Regions from separate parts of the Mus musculus genome. Here region 2 is linked to region 1. The links are chromatin loops, found by intact Hi-C in ENCODE. Cell type or tissue: gastrocnemius. All regions are shown on one strand.

Region 1 (5,000 bases):
ACAAAAGTATCCATCTTTGGCCTGTATTTATTTAATTGATTGACTAATTTACTGTAAGTTTTTTTGAAAAGGTCTCTCTCACTCTATAGCCAGGGCTGGGTTGGAACTCACAGCAATTTTCCTGCCTCAGTTTCTCAAATGGTATTAGAGGCATGACCCACCACACCCAGCTAGCCTGTTTTACACATACAAATATACACATATACTCATATACACATACATACCACACATACTCATACACGCACTCACATACAAAACATTCACACACAAATATACATTCACATACACACATACATACACACTCATACATACACTCTAACAGACATATATATACATACATACACATGCATGCATGTATACACATGTATACTAACACATACATTCATACACTCACAGACTCACACACAGATACACACTCGTACATTCGCTCATACATACACACACACACACATACACTCGCACACATATACACATACATACTTGCACATACACATATACACACCACAGACACATACACACTGACATATACATACACACATCACACACACCATACACACAGATATTCACACACACATTCAAACACACATACACACTTTTACACAGACATATGCATATACAATATACACACTCATACATACACACTGACACATACATACATACATACACATTCAAATACATACACATTCAAATATACATACACATTCAAATATACCACACACACAGATATTCACACATAACACACATACACATATACCATATGCATAGATATTCACACACATTCATACACACATACACACTCATACACACACATATACAATATACACACTCATACATACACACTGACACATGCATACATACACATATTCACATACACAACACACATAGATATTCACACATAACACACATACACACACACCATACACAAATATATTCACACACACATTCATACACACATACACACTCATACATATACAATATACACACACTCATACATATATATATATATATATATATATATATATATATATATGAACCACATGTGCAGATATTCACACACACACACACACACTCTCTCGCGCGCCTTTTTTTCTGGGTCTTATTCTTCCCCAACAAGTACAACTGCTGAGCTGAAGAAAAGAAACGTTTGGAAAATGACCTCTCCCAAGATCATAGCTATATCTATTATATACTGACTGGAGGCTCCATTTGTCTCAACGCTTGGTCTGGGTTGCCTCTGATACCAACTTAAAGAAACCTTGTCCCAGTTTTGTTTTTTGTTTTTTGTTTTGTTTTTTTGTTTTGCTTTTTTTTTTTTGGTTTTTTTTTGTTTTTGTTTTTTGAGACAGGGTTTCTCTGTATAGCCCTGGCTGTCCTGGAACTCACTTTGTAGACCAGGCTGGCCACGAACTCAGAAATCTGCACCACCACGCCCGGCTTTTTGTGTGTGTGTGTGTGTGTGTGTCCCAGTTATTATGGAAATAAAAACTAAATCTAGATCAGAAAGTCTCAGGCAAAAAGTTCTAATTAAAGGAAAAATGGGTTAAGGAAGAGGCCTGCACTGATTTCGGGAGACTCGAGTTGCGACTGACAGAGAGCAGGCTTCTTATCAGCTGTCAGAGTGGTCTGATGTGGGTGATTTTTGTTAGTCGTGAAGATGGTATTTTTAAAGAAATCTCTTCCTCAAACTTTAAGGAGATTTTTCTCATGTAAGATACAGATCGGCGGCAGCTCATCCTTGGAGACATCTTGGCATCCTCCCGTATCTAGAGGGGTGTTGTTTCTCTCTCTCTCTCTCTCTCTCTCTCTCTCTCTCTCTCTCTCTCTCGATAAGATAAGAGAGCAGACATCGGAGGGACCGTCACATTTCATTCACTGTTGACAAGAAAAGAGAGATTCCTGGTGGGTAGCAGGCTTTGTGGATTAAGGGTGTGAGAACCTGTATCTCTTGTTCCCACAAAGGTCTCTTTGTCTGTTTCACCTGCCCTAGGCCTCACAAGAACAGTGGGGCAGATATGATTATTACTCCCATTTTGGCACATGAAGAAACAAATCCAATGAACAGAAAGGGAAAGTCACCTGCCCAAGGTCACACAGTTAAAAGCAGGATTCAAACCCAGAATCTACCATGCTCTACTGTCACCAGAAAGATAGAGGAAGGAAAGAAGAAAGGAAAGAAGGAAGAAAGGGAGGGAGGGAGGGAGGGAGGGAGGGAGGGAGGGAGGGAGGAAGGAAGGAAGGAAGGAAGGAAGGAAGGAAGGAAGGAAGGGAAGGAGGGAGAAAGGAAGAAAAGCTTCCAGAATATTCCAAGGACAAGCTTGAGAAACGTGGGGAATGTTCTAAGAAGCTCCATCAGTCAGTCAGCACAGGCTGGACAAGGTCTGTCACTGTGGGTGTATCGGTGAAACGAGCTGCAGAAACCATCTAAGGAGCAGCAAGAAGGTCACGAGTCAGAAGTCAGGTTCCAGAGCTTTGGCAGAACGCCAGAGTCTCACCAGGCCAGTCTCAGCTGTCACTTAAGAGCAGATGTCCTGTGGGTGTCACATATCTGAAAGTAATTAACTGATACGGGCTCACTGCGTCCCTATAAGCAAGTCTGCTTGGTAATCAACAACTGCTTTCCAAAAGAGAGGGTGTGGGGAGACTGGCTTTCCCACCCACTGCTGAGAATGTGGCTGCCACAACATTTTTTTGGGCAAGAGTCAGGCAGTACATGTGGAATGAAACCTAAATTCCTCCCTCTCATGATATACAAAAAACAACTCGAAAGAATCAAAGACTTAAATTAAGACCTGAAACTTTGAACTTACTAGAAGAAAACACAAAGGAAATGCTTCAAGACATGTGATCAGAGTAGATACTTTTAGGATAAGACTCCCAAAACCACAGGCAAAAGTAAAAACATACTAATGGGATTATATCCAACTAAGAGGCTTCTACACAGTGAGGGAAACGGGTATCAGAGTGAAGGGACAACCCACACACTGAGAGGAGTTATTTGCAAACTGTCCAACAGAGAAGGCTACACATTCAGATATTATAATAACTAAAGAACAGCACAACGAAGAACTCCAATCAAAACTCTGGCAAATGGTCTGAAGACACACAAATGACCCCAAGTTAGATTAAGACGCTCAGTATCACTAAGCAGAATTGTAAATCAAAGGGACAGAGAGCCAGTACCTCAACCCAGTCACAATGGCTGTGATTCAAAGGACTAAGTAGCAAATGCTGGTGAGAACACAGAGGAAGGAAAACTCAAACATGCACGGTGGGAATGGCCACTGGAAAACTGTGCTGGGTGGTTCCTGTCACAGCTGGGAAGAGGGGATCTTCACTGAGAAAATGTCTCCATAGGACTGGCCTGGGGGCAAATCTGCAGGGGTATTTTCTTGATCAATGGTTGATGTGGGGGAGCCCAGCTCACTATGGGTGGGGCCACCCCTGGGCAGGTGGTCCTGGGTTCTACAAGAAAGCAGGCTGAGCAAGCTGTGAGGAGCAAGCCAGTAAACAGCATCCCTCCATGGCTTTTGCCTCTGTTCATGACTCCAGGTTCTTGCCCTGACTTCTCAGTTATAAACTATTACCTGAAAGTGTAGGGTAGAATGTAAATAAATAAATAATAAATAAGTGAAATAAACCCATTCTTGCACGTTGTTTTTGGTCATGGCATCAGTAGAAATCCTAACTAAAACACTTATGGAGGTTTCTTTACACCGGCAGTTCTCAAGAACTCTGTGAGTCACGACTCCTTTGAGAGTCACATATCAGATATCTTGCCTAACATTTCTATTAATAACAGTAGCAAAATGACAGTTATGAAGTAGCAACAAAAACAATGTTCTGGCTGAGAGTCACCACAACATGAGGAACTGTATTAAAAGGCTCACAGTATTAGGAAGGTCGAGAACCCTTGAACTCCCCTACGAACTGGCACTCTCACAACCAAGTATTTATGCAAAGAAATTAACTCTTACATGAAGGAGACACCTGTGCTCTTATGCTAAGCACAGCACCATTCCCAGTAGCCAAGATCTGGTACCAACCAAGCTGCCCATCAAAGTGTGAATGAATGAAGAAAGTAAGACATATGTGCCTAACACTGTTACTGAGCCATAAAAAACTGAAGTCCTGTCACTTACACCAAAGATGAAAGGACTGATGGACAAGTGAAACTAGGCAGCCACAGAGAGACTTACTTCATGTTCTTATTTGTTTGTTTGTAGTGATTTAATATTGATCTTAAGCAAGAGAGTGGGATAGCAGTTACTAAAAAAGTGGAAAGGTACAGAATCACATGGGAACTGAAAGAAATCAGTTTATAGGCCAACAAAACAGAGCTGGGTACAAAGACTTAAAAGTTCTGGTGTTCTACTGTAGAGTTGGCTAACCACAGTCTACAACAGTGTTTCAGAGTAAAAGAGAAGGGACTGGAGAGATGGCTAAGCAGCTAAGAACACTTGTCTTTGCAGAAGATACAGTTGGTTCCCAGAACACATATGCTGGCTCACAAGTATCCATAATTCTTGTCCAGTTCTGGCTTCCATGGGACTCATGGTGGGCAAACATACATGCAGGCAAAACTCCCATATACACATAAAAATAAATAAATCTAAAAAAGAGAGCAAGCAATGTTTTCCAGCAAATAGAAATACTATTTGAGAAGACAGAAATCCTTATTTTACCCTGATTTGACTACTACACATTGTGTATGAATATTGATTTATTTTGTTATATCATAAAGGCATATAGGTATTAAATTACAAAATAAAGTGAAAAGTTTATTCAGGTTTGGCGGCACATGCCTGTAATCCCACTGCTGGGGGGGGGGAGGGGGGCTGAGGCTGGAGGACTGCTGAAAACTCAAGGCCAGCCTGGATTGCCTAGCAAGTACTGGCCAACTAGGGCTACACGGTGAGATGGCATGGGAGGTGGGGGGTGCAGGTGTCCTGGCTTGTGACCTGTTGCTGAGACAGTCCCTCTGTAGCCACCATGATATAACA
Region 2 (5,000 bases), 67 kb after region 1:
CAAGAAAGAAAGCTTCCTAGACCATATGTGCAACCAAACACTGGGGCTCCTATCTGTCTGTCACTTCGGAAGAGGAGCTACTGAAGGACGGACAGCAGTCCCACAACATGTTGAAGGTGGTAGTACGCCGTAACAAATTTATTTCTCCTCCCGACCCAGGAGAAAGAGACGGCGGAGCTTTTACAGATAATTCAGTTAATATCTTGATTGTAGTCCTGTTATATTTCCCAGGTTTGGTTTGTTTTGTTTTCTTGCTTGCTCATTGTTCTGCAGGGTCTTATGTATCCCAAGCCAGCCTTGAGCTTGCAATGAGCTGGGTGTGATCTTGAAGTTCTGAGATCTGGGATTACAGGTTCAAGCTACCACACTAGGTCCTGGGCAGTGCTAGGGAATCTAACCCGGGAGTCATGCACGCTAGGCAGCCATGTACCCACCGGCTGCACACAGCTCTCTGCAGGACTGAAGCTGGCTTGTCAGCTGGGAGTAAATGCTCCTCCTGGGCTCCCAGGAAAGTCAGAAGATGCCCATGTGTTCAGCTTTTTCCAGGTCCTGGCATAGGGCTGGTAGAGTTTTCCCTAGAAGCTTAGTAAAAGATAAGTGGTCAAGTGGTTTCATCGGGTCATGGTAGGATTTTGAGAGCAGGAAGAGAGCCAGGAAGCAGCCCCTGTGATTTGGGCTCTTCTTCCTCTTTAATTCTTTTTTATTTTATTTTATTTTATTTTATTTTATTTTTATGTGATCAGGTGTTTTGCTTACATGAATGTCTGATACCTGGGGGAGGGGCAGGGCAGAAGAAGGTGTTTGATCCCCGGGTTCCCTGTTGTGAGCCACCATGTAGGTACTTGACCTTGAACCCACATTCTTCTGAAAACACAGCTAGTACTCTTGACTACTGAGATGCCTCTCCAGATATCCTCTCTTCTTAAAATATGTGGATTTTTTTTGTCCCTTCCTTACTTCTCGCCTTCCTATTTCCCCTTTTGCCTTCCTGTTGTTCCTTCTACCGCTTCTGCTGCTACCATTTCTACCTGCACAGTTGTCTGAACAGCACTTGCCTCCTCCAAATTTCTCCTGATTCTTGATTTTTGCTTTTCTGTTCACTGTGTATTTACATTAGACCTTCCTGAAAACAAAGGATGTAATTAGGTGGCCAATCTGTATCCGCAGATACACCTGTTGGACAATGGTCTCATGACAGACAACCTCCAGGCTCTGTCACATTATCTATTCATGACTCAGTCTTTGAGGTCAGGGTTCATGTGGTCCAAGAGGGTAATGTCGGTCTGAGGAAGTGAGCTGTGGGAGTAGCAGCTGTCTCACTTCAGAATAGCAGCAGTGAACTTGAGCCTCATAGATAAGATCTCAGAAGCTAACATCACACATTCAGTCACTTGTCCAACCCTCTCTGGCTTCACCTCCCTCCCTCCTCTGTCTCTCTTCTCTCTCTCTCTCTCTTTCTCTCTCTGTCTCTCTCTGTCTGTCTCTCTCCCCCCATTACACACAGACACACACACTGCTCATTTACAATTTTGATATTTGTAGCCTTCAGTTCAAAATGAAATTAGGCAGAGTAAGGACTCTGTGAGACTGAAGAAATTCTGTGTAGCAACAGTGACAATGCACTGGTTTGAGATAGAAGTCCCCAAGCCTTACTAACACAAAAAAATCCCCTAGTGAGCTCTGAAAAACTTTAAATCCCAAATCCTATGCCAGAAATTCTGACCCAACATGATGTGGTGGGGTTAAGCTTCTGAATTCCCTTCCCTTCCCTTTTTTTTTCTCTCCCCTTCCCTTTTCTCCCTTCACTCCCCCCACCCCACTCTTCAGATGATTCTGGTAACCAGCTAGGTGCGAGCTCTATGGTTCCAACTCCCATCTTTAGTCTTCTAGAAGTTTCTTTGGGGGCATTTACCACTGCTACTATGAGTCCACCCCCTGCTGTTCTCCTGCCAGCTCTCTGCTGGTAGGGCCTGCATTCTCTTATAGGGATGACCTGAAAACTACCAAGTTTCCTGCCTGCCTTAGTGACAGGAGTGAGGTTAGATGCCCACTAGGGCAGTTTCAGCAGTAGGAACTCCTTTGTTCTTGGAAAACTAGAGTGAATTGATGGGTTCTTATAAGTGGGCTGAAACAGCAGAAGTAACACTCACGGGCATCATTAACGTAGGCCTGAGTCTTAGGTGCCAACATTCTAAGGCTTCTCTGTATTAACAACAACAACAACAACAACAACAGAGATTAGCTGTGTATGCCACAGAGTGCTTGTAAAAACCGCTGTATAGGTTTTGGCTTTAGTCTAGGCCTGGCTTCTCTAGGGAGCATCTACCAGGAATCTCCCAGGGTTGTTAGGAAATTAGACATAGTGTATTTATAGCACCTGGCACAGTACAAGCAGTGGTCATTATATTTAAAATGTGACTATTTGGATGCTCAAAGCAATTGGAAGAGAAGCTCTATAAGCCCGTTAGTGCCCTAGAGCAGACACCAAGGGTTTCCTGTGTGCACATTTTTTCAACTCCGAGCTCACTGACAACATGTTGGGTCAGCCACCATAGCAGCAGTATCTATACCTTGGAAATTGGGGAAAGTGCAGACCAAAGTTTTTCTCCTAGGCAATCATTAGAAACATCCTCTAGCATACTGCTATAATATATACTATAATATAATATATTATGTGTTGCGCATCCAAATAGCCACACTTTATATATCACATATACAATACATATATATTACACACACACACACACACACACACACATATATATATAACTTCAGCAAAGACCCCAAGCCACAGATACACTGCTAAATGGGCCTTTTATTTCATCTCATGCTTTGCATCCCATAACTAAACCAGAATGCTGTTGTGATGATTTTCTTGTGTTTGGGTCATAAGCACCTTACAGCTCTTACACCATTAATCCTCTCCACACACTGGAGGGAACTAGGGAAGTTAGGTGACTGGCCTGAGGCAGGACAGGAATTCAGTAGTGAGAACCAGAACCAAGCCAGTCTGCTCTGGCCACCTCTGCACTCAGCCCACACCTTAGTGCCACACAGAGTGGCACTGAGATGCAGGTGGCAATTACCTACAGTGCTGTTACCAGATGGCCCAAGTCTCTCTCAGACTGTATTGAAAAGGCTTTGTCCTCTGAATGTAGACAGGGTCCCCATGGAGTGCCTTACTCCCTGCACCCAGAGGCTTTTCCTAGAACTGTGTTTGAGAAAAGTCCTCCAGGGTCAGGATTCTGTTCTGACAGTAACAGATACTGTAGCCAGTCAGCTCTGTGTTCTCATTCTTGGGCCGCAAGGCCAGCAGGCCAAGAGCTGTTTCTCTCTGTGTCCTGGCTACACAACTCTCTGGCACAAGAAATAACCTTCCTCGTAATCACCTTGAGAAGCACTCCAAACATCCATCCACTGGGATCTTCACACCTTGCTTCATCCCTGTTGCCTCTTAAGTGAGGGTAACCTAAGGACTCTTGGGATTAGGAAGACTGTAGCTTCCCTTGTGAGTGCCACAGTCCAGGGCATTCCAACTCTCACCTTCTCTTACCCCCACACTCCCAGTGCTCTCTCCTGCTGAGTCTTCACCCTGAACGAAGTTTCATATTTTGAGTGTGCTAGGGGAGGGATGAATGACAGGAAACCGATGGCTTTGACCACCAGTGTGTAAAAGCCTGAGGCGGGCTCCATGTTATTCGAGTTTGGGAGTGGGACATTTGGGAGGCAGAGGTAGGTGGATCTCCGAGTTGAGTTCTAGGCCAGCCAGAACTACAAAGAGAAACTATGTCTCAAGAGACAGAGACAGAGAGAGAGACAGGGAGGGAGGGAGAGAGAGAGAGAGCAAGCTTCAATGAAGCCATGACTAACCCTGCTTGCAATGAGCAGACAGACACAAAGCCAGGCCAAGCTAAGTATACCCAGGTTCCTAACACTTAGAAACTGTAGATACCAAGTATTTGTTCTTTCAAAGCTGCTAAATTGGGAACTATTTGTTATACAACCATAAGTAACTCATAAAACTCTTGGTCAAGAAAAAAAAAAGTTGGTCCAACAAATACAGTAACTGAGTCTGCGATATAAAGCACCTCTGCCCGCCCACCAAATGTGAGCACCACTACAGCACTAGTGGCCTTCCTTGTCTTCAATCTGGACATCTCTAACTTCCATAACATTTGAAAGTAATTTAAAGATAAAAATGTTTGGGTAGAGAACAAGTCAACACCCAAACTAAAATGAACACAAGTTGGTGGCCACCTGGCAATTAGATATCTCAAATCTTCATTATAATGCCAAAATGTCTGGCAAAAGAGAGGTCAGAAAGATGGGTGTGTGCTCCAAGGTGCCTTTCTGGCCTTCCATGGATTCTTGCAGCCAGAGTTTCATTACCAGAACGGGATTGTGGCACCACGTGGCCATTTTCAAATCTGCTCTGACATCAGAATGTAATTCAGCTAGATAAACCTGGGACCTAGCCAAAATAAGTAGTACTTGGAAAAAAAAAATGGAGCTAGTGACTACCACCACTTTCTTTGAGGCCATATATGACTATGATGTGAAGAAATAAAGGCCTTTGTTATTTTAAAGGGCAGGGACAATTGGAAGTTTTGCAGCAGACAGTTACAAAATTTTCCACCCTTGGCTTTCCAAAGAAGATACCAGCTTTGGGAGCTGGGTGTGGAAGGTGTTGTTTGGAAAGAAAATTAATCCCAGGGAGAGTGTAAACCAACATTGCCTCACTTGTCAGAGAGCCTAAAACAGACTTGGCTCCTTACATCGTGAACTTACCTCTTCTGGTCTGCTGCTTTATGGCATGGCTCCTTGAAACCATAGCATCTCAAAACTAAAGATACCTTCTTTTTTTTTTTTTTCTTTTTTATCATAGCATTTGACATGAGGCAGGCATAGAAAGTTTCAGCATTGTCTCACAAGCAGATCTCTCTCTCTTTGGCGCAAATGTGCGCAGTTTTGTTTTGAATTAGAATATCACTAAGGAGCTG

Evidence for each region. Hi-C counts contacts between places; a loop is a spot of excess contacts. Peaks named below come from ENCODE experiments on the same cell type or tissue, not always from the same donor. Only the 100,000 strongest peaks of a DNase experiment are listed, where the experiment ranks them.
Region 2: it touches region 1 in a loop (2.3-fold over the local background); 1 of 42 quality-filtered maps calls a loop at or near these places.

The regions. Positions count from the first base shown.
Region 1 is chr1:59,407,297-59,412,296 of GRCm38, forward strand. All of the region lies in intron 2 of Gm33724 (a long non-coding RNA gene), which reads right to left. Among named protein-coding and RNA genes, the nearest start is that of Gm33724, 9.1 kb to the right of the region's middle. In gastrocnemius, no CTCF peak of the experiment used is centred here; a DNase peak (open chromatin) is centred at 2,482; H3K27ac peaks cover 2,776 bases.
Region 2 is chr1:59,474,523-59,479,522 of GRCm38, forward strand. No RefSeq gene overlaps it. Among named protein-coding and RNA genes, the nearest start is that of Fzd7, 5.1 kb to the right of the region's middle. In gastrocnemius, no CTCF peak of the experiment used is centred here; no DNase peak of the experiment used is centred here.